Regions from separate parts of the Mus musculus genome. Here region 1 is linked to region 2. Evidence: chromatin contacts called from ENCODE POLR2A ChIA-PET data. All regions are on one chromosome and are shown on one strand. Each heading gives the region's core, a stretch centred on a gene start or an enhancer-like site at or near the end of the contact. The rest is flanking DNA. Distances are from core to core; before and after follow the strand shown. Region 1 has its middle 6.6 kb from the start of Gm51270. Region 2 holds the start of Socs5 (suppressor of cytokine signaling 5).

Region 1 (5,238 bases), core at 818-3,317, 120 kb after region 2:
AAGGGCCTGTGTTGAGCCCCCAGGACTACACAACCTGAGCATTCTAGCTCACACCCGAAATCTTAGCACTGAACAAGAAGCAAGGAAATCAGGAACTCTCATCTACATGAATAATGGAGCCATTTGGGGCTTCATGAGAACATTTCTTTAAAGAATAAAATGCCTCAGTATCTTTTCTTTGATGACATCTACTCTACCAACTGCCACTCAGAGAAAAAAAAATGGTAGCCTGTCCCTTTGTTCCCACCCTAAGATAAAACTTAAAACACACCTTCTCCAGGCACCCCACATGTGAGCTTTGTCTTCTTGGACACATGGTCCTCCCCTGCCTCCCTCACTCCCAGGCCATCTGGAGGACCATGGAGTACCTGATGAGCCCTCAGGGTCGGGAATGAACCACAGTTTCCAGAGCAGTTTCCTCTAGGAGTCAGAAGAAAATCTTCACACAAGGACCACAGCACTCTCCAGCCCTGAGCCCTGGCCTAGGTAGGCGGGGAGGAAAAACTGAAGGAACAAAGGCAGCCTCTGTGCAAATGACACTGTCACTGTGTCAGGCATGCCAGTGCAGGACAATCCCAGCACCTTCTCACTGCAGAGTTCTGTCCCAGAGGGCCAGTCCTCACCCAGTACACCAACCTTACCTTAGAGCTCAGATTCCAGATATGATATCAGAGAATTAGATTTAGGGAAGCTACTCCCTCTCTGCATGCTCAGTATGAAAGGACGCTCTGAATGACAACTTCAGGGCCCAGTAAGATGTCTCAGTAGGTAGAGGCATGGGACATCAAACCTGATGACCTGAGTTCCATCTGCATGTGGCAGACACACACACACACACACACACACACACACACACACTCACTCACTCACACACTAGTTAATAATTTTTAAAAAGAAATACAACTTCTGTAAGTCACACACACACACACACATCATGGGTACACACACATACACATGCACACATACTAACTAATAATTTTTAAAAAGAAATACAACTTCTGTAAGTCCTTTCTAGCCCATAGAACTCCTGAATAAACAACAGAGGGACATATGAATTTATTAACAAGCTGTAAGCCTAAACTGGGCAAGTTCTGAGATGGTCTAACCTACAACCCAACCATAGACTCCCATATTCATGGCCAACTGAGTCTTGTTCTGTTTGCGCTACTCAGTGTGTGTTACTGGGTGATTTTCTCTTGGTCACGGGCCCATGATCCATCCCCAGGGTCCATCCTGTATCATGGCTACTTCCTTTTCCCACTACCCTTTTCTTCTTGTTGTGGTCCCTACCTGAGACCCCCTACTCCATCTCAAGTCCTCCCTTCCTCTGTCTCCTGCCCAGTCACAGGCTCTAGACTTCGATTGTCCAGTTAGAGACTATTGTGGAACATTCTTTCCAGTCGATACACCCCGCCATCGTTCTGTAAGGAACAGTCTGTCCTCACATGGGTCGGGTGAAGACTAGGCGAGGGAGAACCTTCATCTCAGAGGCTATAAAAGACAGAAAGACATCTGTCCTCTGCCTGTAGGAACCTCAGTTCCGTCACAGCCATGAGTAGAGCCGTGTGCATTGATTCTTCCACGGCAGCAGTCGGAAGGCCTCGTCCCTCCCTGGGCGCGCGCACACACATGCTTTTCCATGCCCACGGAAGTAAGGCAACATTTACAGTTGTAATCCTGGCGGATTACAGTTTCTGAACACATTTGGGGTAGTCCTTCAGCCACAAGCTATGTCTCAAAGATATCAGGGCTAGAGTCTGTATCTACCACTGGCTGGAGCCATGTCTGAGTGGCTACAGTGGGGACCTGGACTTCACTCCATCCCTCTGGGAACCACCCTCCTTCCAGCACTTGCTCGGCTGCCGTGGGGCCCCCGAGCAGTCTCCATATGGGATCCTCCTGTCTGGATGTGCTTAACAAGGCTGGGAGTGGAATGCGGGATTGAATTCCAGGCTCTGCACAATGTCCTCCTGATTGCCAACCGCATGATGCTGGCTCGTTGGTGGCACATCCGGTGTTCTGCAGACCACACAGCAGAAAGACAGAATGCAAGAGAGTGAAGCTGCCACCCAGAGGATCCCAACAGGAGCTGCTTCCTCCATCCATGAAGCTCACACTGCCTCTACAACACCCCCTCTTCAGGTCCAGCACAGAGGCCCTGCCTCCCTGGCTAGGTCACCTTCTCTCTTGCCAGTCACATGGAGGTTTGCATTCTTTGCTTTCCCCTGGGCTCAGCTCCTTCGGGGCAAGCAGCCTGAATCTTGACCTTTCTGCACCCTGCACTTGGTGTTTTACAGAACAGTGCCTGTCTGTGCCTTGGGGCTGAGAATCCAGACAACCATGTCGTATGACCACTGCTGACTGGGTCCCCTCTGTTCCGTATACAGTTGAGGACTCAGAGAAGGTTTAACCTTAGTCTCTCATCTCTGCGTTAGCCTGAACTCTCCTTGGCTTATGGAGGATAGAAACACTGCTTCCCTGTTCTGGGGAAACTGAGGCAAAGAGCCTCTGATCCATGGTGTGGCAGCATTTTGGAGCATAAACTCAAAAGCACTGGGACTGGTTTCTGAGCTGTGTGTGACTACAGTATGTGTGACTAAGTAGGTGTCCCTGCAGCTGGCCGAGGGGACTGTGTGAACAATCAAAGATGTCTTTTTATCTAGGGATAGGGGCCTCAGAAACCGCCTAGGACATTTGTTCTACAAGTGTCACCATCCCTGAGTTTTCACACTGTTCATGTCCTCATTTGGAACCCATGTTATTTATTCAGTGATATATACAGAACCCTTTCCATCTTGACAAACTTGGATTTCCATTACAGACACACACTGGTTTACCAACATGGTCACAGTCATTCCCAAATGTGTTTTTTGAGGTAAGGCTATGTCTGAGCTTGGTGAAGGCACCCTATGGCAGACATTTAATTTATTTTTTACATTGAAAACAATGCTATGAATGAAAACTGCTGCAAACACATATGTATGTACTTACAGTAGCATTGCTGAAGAGTAGACACTCTGCTTTTGTTCCATGTTGTTTGCTCACTGGGAAGAAACCGTGCGTTTGAAACTCCCCATCTCCAGCGGCCTTTGAAAACACTAGTTCCTTTACGGTTCACCTGTGCTGGGTTCTGTGACCTTGCAAGTATTTCTCAAAGAGTCCATTCACGGGCATGGTACTACATGTGTTTAATCTCAGCACTTGGAAGGCAGAGGCAGATAGCCCTCTCTGAAATCCAAGCCAGCCAGGACTACACAGTGAGACCTTGTCTTTAAAAATAAAGTAGTTGACTTATCCTTTATAAAAGATTAACACTTCCTCTGCTGCTTTGAAAATGGCTTCACAGAAGTCAGCGCCTGGGAGAGAACCATGCCGTATACTTCCCATCATGTGTGAGGCATGACACATGCATGCTCCCACTTAGTCCTGTGTACAGGGTAGGATTAGAGTTCACATTTTACAGATGAGCAAGTAAACATTCAGAGACCCTGGGTATGATGCCAAACCATTGTCAACTTGACTGGCTTTAGAACCACGCAGGAGACACGCCTCTGCTTAGCTGTTTGAGGGTGCTTCTAGGGACATTTAACTGAGGAGGGGAGACCCACGTTAAACATGAATTGGATGACCAGACTGAATAAGATGGAGAGAGGATCAAGAAAGCCTGATGAATGACGCTCCCAGCCTCCAACACCACAGGCATTCCCTGAGAACACACCAGCTAAGCAGAACAGGGAAATAGGTAAGCTAACTGAAGACCTCACCACTCCCTCCTCCCCTCTAAATCCAATCCCCAGTCCCATGCCTAGTGCTTCAACAGAACACCAGCTGCAGCCTTCCTCTCCCTCCCCCGTCCTGGCCCATATCTCCTAAGGATCTCACAGTTCGTCTCCTCCTAACCATCCCCCCAAGCACTTGGTCACTTTATCCTCAGCCCACAACTCCAATAGGTACCCCCTGATAACCCACAGGCCATGCCTGCCAGAAAATCAGATAGGCTGCCCACAGGTCTTCCCTTTTATCTCTGTTCCCCGGAGATGCAATCCAGCATCTCATCCCCAGCTCTCTAGCAGAACACAAATGGAAGCCTCCCTTGCACACACACACACACACACACACACACACACACACACACACACAAAAGCACACGCACACACACACACACACTCTCTCACACACACACACACTCACACACACACACTCACACACACACACACAAACGCACACGCACACACACACACACACACACGCACACACACTCACACACACACACACTCTCACACACGCACACGCACACACACACACACACTCACACACACACGCACACACATACACACGCACACACACACACTCTCACACACACACACACACACACATACACACACACACGCACACACACATACACACACACACACACACACACACTCTCACACACACACACACACACACACACACACTCCCACCTCCCATCTCCTGTGGGTTCCATGAATCTTCCCTTCCTAACCTCTCTCCCCAACTCACTGCTGTGTCCCCAACCTCAGCAGCCACACCGTGCTAATACAAAGGCCACTCCTCCCAGGGCAGCACATAGGCAAAAGACATAGCCACACCTCTCCTACTGCTCCTGAGATCCAATCCCCTCGGTCTCTTCCCAAGATCTAGAGCAGGAAACCCACTGCCATCTCCATTTTCTCTTTGACTTCATCCCCAATGGATCACAAAGACCTTCTCTTCCAACCTTCTTCCCCCAACTCGTTCCAGTAACTCAGCCTCTGACACCAGCAGAGATTCCCTGCGAGCATACAGGCTGAGCAAGTCAGTAAAACAGTCAACACTCAGCCATCACACTCTCTGGAAATCCAGAGAGGAAACAGAAACCAAGGAAAGTATATCCAGTCAGCAAAGGCAAACACAGAAATCTGCACCTCGATTTATAATCCTCCCAAACCCAATGTCCAGCACAATCAATAGCAGCCAGGGCCCTAACGTCTCCACTAAAGCCCAGCTATCTTACTGCATCAGGCCCTGAATATTCCAACACAGCTGAAACACAAGAAAAAGACCTTAAAAACCAACTATGTGAAGATGATAGATGTCTTTAAAGAAGAAATGAATAAATCCCTTAAAGAAACCCAGGAAGACACAAACACTTGGAGGTAATGAATAAATACAGGAGATTAAAGAGAGAATTTAGGCATTGAAGATATGATAGAGGAAATGGATACATTGGTCAAAGAA
Region 2 (5,108 bases), core at 1,683-4,182:
GACTCGAGCATCAGGGCACTCACGATTCAATGAACACTCACGGTGAGCATCTATTCTGAGCCGAGGCACTGTACAGGCACAGAGATGGATAGCATTACCCCTGCTGGACATGGTGGCTCATAGCTGTAATCTCTGCACTCAAGAGGATGAGACAGGAAGACCAGCATGAGTTTTAGGGCTACAGAGTAGCTAACAAACAAACTCTTCAGTGTCCCCCGTGATCCTGATCCGAGGCAAGAACAGCTTACCATCTATGTGGAGGATTCTCACTTAGGCATCAGAGATAGAAACAGGACACACCCTGAGCAGATGAAGGAGAACAACCCAAGAGCAGGTGAGAACCTGGGCAGTCCCCTCTGAGGAGAAGCAAGAGGCAGGCAGGGCACCTGCAGTGAGAAGCCCAGGAACAACTCAGAGGTCCTGCTAGCTTCTCCTGTTTTGGTTTTTGGAACGCATGTCACTCCTGGCTTACCGAGTTATTAATTTACTCGCATATGGTTTGTGTTGCCCCATCAGCAACCTTGTCAGTTTTGTTGACCATTACATCTTGAGCTAATACTAAAATGCTGAATAAATATTGGCCTAATGATTAAATGGCACAAGGGAGGAAGCGAAGGTGGCAAAATGGAGAGACGGCGCTTAGCTCATACGATCAGTGGTCAGTGTGACACCATGAGAAGTGTGTCGGTCAGGTTTACAGCACTGCAATGATGAGCGTAGGAAGGCTAGCTGCCTTTCTCATAGAAAGACTGACAAGTTCACTGCCCAGGGGATGCAAGGCCAAGAAGGGCTGGGCCCTCCTACAACAATGAGCAACCAAGAAAATGCTGACAGACACATCCAAGAGCCAAGCTGATCAAGGTAGTCCTCCATGTGAGCTTCCTTTCAGATAATGCTGAGGTGTGTCAGGCTAACAGCTAAAGCTCACTAGAAGAGGGCAGAGCCTGTAGAACAAAACTGCTCGCATCCTGCACAGGAAGTGAAGCAAAAGGATGAGGGTCTCACAACTCACTATAACCCCCCTCCATGACCTAAAGCTTCCCACTAGCCTCTCTGTCTTTTAAAGGGTACACCACCTTCATGCCAAGGACCAAGAGTAATTCATAGGCCTGTGAAGAACATCCCAGGTCCAAATTATAGCAGATAGGGAGATGCTGGAGCAGTAAGAAAGTGGAGAGAGGCTTGTTCTCTGGTTCCAAGAGCTCTGGAGAGAAAGCTAATGTGGTACTGTAAAACAATACAAGGAACAGAGGAGGAGAAGGCTTGGGGAAGTTCGGAAAGTATGGGTTCCAATGTGGAACTTACTCCAATAGACAAGTAGAGCGGCTAAAAGCTGCTTAGGAATGCAGATCTGGCCCTCACTGACCGGACGCCGGACGTCCATCCGTGATTCTATCTGAATGGCTAGATCATCTCCTGTGCACTGTGTGCCTTCCAAATAAGAGGGCTGAGGGCCAGAACCTGCTACTCTCAAGGAGTCAAAGAGAACAGACAGTTGAAAAATAACTGAGAAAGCAATCTGAGGGTGTACAATGTTAAGAAAGGTAGGGTGGGGCTGAAAAGAGTCTAAGAAAAGCCTTCAAGAAAAAGGTAGTCTGCCGGTCCCACTGCAAAGCATTAAAGACTAAAGGTGGTCAAAAATCTCAATATTCAGCAGGTTGAAGTAGGAGCACCATTACCTAGAAGACAGCTTGGGCTACATATTGCGTTCCAAATCATGCTAGGCTATACAGTGAGACTGTTTCAAACAAACCGGACTAAGGTGTGTGTGACCCTATGTGTATGCCGCTGATAGAAGGACCACTTTGGGGAGATACGCAGGGGGAACAGACTACTGTATTTGAATCATGAAGTAAACAAGTCTTTTTGTCTGAGCACCGGAAAGTAGTATGTCTAAGAAGTGGCCAGTTAGCTTACGAGTGGTAACCACGGTTCTACACTTGATCTTAGCCAAAAGGCCAAGAAGCGGTGGTAACCACGGTTCTAAAGGGGCAGCTGAGGAGTCTCGCGGGTATCACAACCCCCCATTCACTTCTCTGTCCTTGCTGTCATTTCCACGGCCGGGGCGATCCACATAAAATGCAAGCAAAGAGAGGAAGCGACAACACCCCTCCCCTCGTGTATGACTCATCTTCGTGGCAGCTGAGAGCCTGGATAGGAAGAGTTGAATTCAATGAGGTGCCCGGTTTCCCGTTGAATATTGGAATTCAGTGACTCGGATGGCTCCATGCTGAAGGGAGCTAGGGAGACTCATTCACATTTTTTTCCTACCCGGCACTCGCAACCTCCATTCAGCATTTTCCCCTTGGTCTCCCTAACGGAGCCCAAAGGAACAAAGCTACTCCCCACCCGCACCTCGGGTTGACCTTCCACCCGAGCGCCCACCCCTAGCCCGTTCCACGGCCACGTGACCCTCTCCAGCCTCCTAGCCTCCCGGGCCTCTCCCCCTCCCCTCCAGTCCGAGCCCGCTTGGCCCCGCCCACCCCGCCCACGTGTCAGCCTCTCTCCCACCTGACTGGCTCCTCCCTCTTCGGCCGAACCCGGCCGCTTGTCTCAGCTGCCCGACTCCAAAATGGCAGCCGCGCACAGCACGCACCAGCGCGGCCGGACCTCCTTAACTCGCCGGCCTCCCCTCTTTAGCTCCCAGCCTCCCTCCTCCGGCCTTCACCTACCCGCCTCTGGATTGGCCGCCGGGAGTCCCGCCCACCTGGAGCCCCGCCTGCCATTGGTCACGGTAGGCTGCCCTTCAGAGAGGCGTGGCCCAGCCCGCCCCCCACCCCGGGAGGTATTTTCCATTCCGGTGGGGGGCTGGGGGGGCGGGGGGAGGGGAGAGGGTGACGAGGGGGAGGCGGCCGGGAAGGGGTGGGGGCTGGCGGGGGCATCCGGCCGAGCTGGGGTCCCCGGGCTCCGTCCGGAGGAAGCGAGGCTGCGCCGCCGGCCCGGCAGGAGCGGAGGACGGGACGCGCGGGCGGTCGCGCTCGCCCTGTCGCTGACTGCGCTGCCCCGGCCCATCCTTGCCTGGCCGCAGGTGCCCTGGATGAGGCCGCCGCGCGTGTCCCGGCCGCTGAGTGTCCCCCGCGGTCGCCCGGCGCCTGCCCTCAAGCGGCCGCCTCTCCTTGCCCGGGTCCCCGTTTTCCCCCGGCGCAGTCCTCCTCCGGTGGGCGCCTCCGCACCTCGGCGCAGGCGGCACGGCCCTCGGGCCGGGATGGATCCGCCGGGAAGAGGAAGACAAGCCGGGGCGTTGAGCCCCTGCGCACGGTGCCGCCGCGCGTAGTGGGAGCTTACTCGCAGTAGGCTCTCGGTACGTCTCGGAGGAATTGCTTTTCGGTGGGAGTCGGGACACCTAAGGGGAAGAAGGGGTCGTCTGGGGCCGATAGGAGGGCATTCGTCATCGGGGTCGTGGTGGGTCGAGACTGGGTGGGGGAGGTCGTCGGTGCCCACTGCCAAGGGTAGAGGGGGTCCAGGCAGGTCACCTAAGAGCTCCATAGCTCCGACCTGAGGGTCCTCAAGGGCGACGATAAAAGGTCTACCGGGACGTGAAGGAAGGACCGGGGAGCGTGGATGCGGGAAAAGACTGGAGCATCTCTGGGGGGTTTAACCTGGGGTGGTTATTACAGGATGCGGAGGCGGCCGCAAGGAAGACCCCGCTCCAAGTCCTTGAGCTTTTAATAAATGGTTCTTTGGTGCTGGGACTTGGGCATTCGAGTAGCTGAAGCGGAGTGAGTTTGTGGAGAGGGAGTTGCATTGACAGAAGGATGCTGAGGAACAACGTGAATACCCTTGGTTTGGTTCTCAACTTTGAAGGCTATGGGGGTCAGCCACGAGCTTTTGGCATTTTTTTATTTTGGTGTTCCAAGCAAAAGGTGGCTGGCTGCTGGACTTCGTCAGTGATTCCTTATTTTAAATTGTATGTATATATTTGATGGGGTTGGGCAGTTACCAGTTCTCCTGGACATTCTTCCAACTACACCTTGACATTCTTACAGCAGCTTCTCATCTACACCGGAGGCCTGCTCCTTTCAAAGTTAACACTAGGCTAGACTGTCCTATTACGATTTACTGACATTTATCCTAGAAGACGATTAAGTCATGCTTGCTTTTAACTGTTTCTTTACAGGGCCGTGTAAAATTGAACTGCATGTTCTATAGAAGTTTAAAAATGGTTTCTCTTTAAGGAATGAAATGAAAAAGATGCTGGTGTTAGAAGGCTCTGCTAAAATGAGCTCGAGTGTTCTAACAGTTGGGAATTTAGTCAAATGCGTACTTTAATCTTAATAGTCTCTCGGATTCATAGTCCCTTTTTGAAATCGGCCTAGCAACGGAAGGAAGACACAGCAGGAAGCGGTGACTGTTGTCTGGAGTTCACCTTTGTGATTGTCCTGCAGGGATGTTACCTTTTTCATGTCTGTGGACTAGAAAGAGTAAGCTGAGAATTGCACAGCTAGTCTGTAGTCTCCTGTTAAACTCACACCTGTATTACTAATTTCATACATTTGTTGAGTTTCCTATGGCTTACAAAATGAAAACTCACTTGATTAGGGAGTCCTTAACATTTAGGGGGAAAAAAAATCTGAAGGCTACTTTGCTGGCTAATTAAAACATTTCTGCAAAAAAGTGCTAATATTTTTAATGGTTCTTCCCAGTTCTTGAAAAAGTAGTGGTTAATTATATATTTTTCTTCTTATTGTCCTTGAATTTTACCGTTTGTCCTTAGGGAGAATGTACTGGCATACAAAACAGCAGCTTAAAATATTGAAACATAACACCTTTTGACATTATAATGGCTTCTGCATGATTCACCTTGAGAATCATCTCTGGCGAGCCAGCAGTGGTGGGCTTTCCCTTCCTCTTCAGTTGGGAGTGGGCTGGCTGTCTCCTATTGTGGGCCTACAGCAAAACAGTTTACTGGCTGTGAAGTAATGGTGATAACTTTCACAAAAAGAGAATGAGAGGCCGATGAGTCATTTCTTTCCGAGCTGGAAGAGTAGAAGGTAGAGATGGTTATCCTGTGGATCGGGAATCGAGGCCCAGAGCTTCTGAAGGGACTGAGTTGCTGGTTGCTTTGGAGCAGGATTGGAGGGCCTGACCCTAGCTAGAGTGGCGTCCAC

The links. ChIA-PET counts read pairs that join two places held with the same protein, here RNA polymerase II (POLR2A).
Region 1: POLR2A ChIA-PET joins it to region 2 with 23 read pairs in Patski. The contact joins the enhancer-like site here to the promoter of Socs5 in region 2. POLR2A ChIA-PET finds 5 or more read pairs at or near these places in 2 of 5 experiments (Patski and embryonic stem cell).

The regions. Positions count from the first base shown.
Region 1 is chr17:87,224,229-87,229,466 of GRCm38, forward strand. No RefSeq gene overlaps it. Among named protein-coding and RNA genes, the nearest start is that of Gm51270, 6.6 kb to the left of the region's middle. Within about 2 kb of position 2,068, at least 1 of the 3 ENCODE cell types and tissues checked has a DNase peak (open chromatin) inside an H3K27ac peak, as active enhancers do.
Region 2 is chr17:87,104,747-87,109,854 of GRCm38, forward strand. It overlaps Socs5 (suppressor of cytokine signaling 5), which reads left to right and starts at 2,933. Exons shown (of 3, transcript NM_019654.2): 1 at 2,933-3,301. Gm30510 (a long non-coding RNA gene) reads right to left here and starts at 2,601. Exons shown (of 2, transcript XR_877091.1): 1 at 2,512-2,601.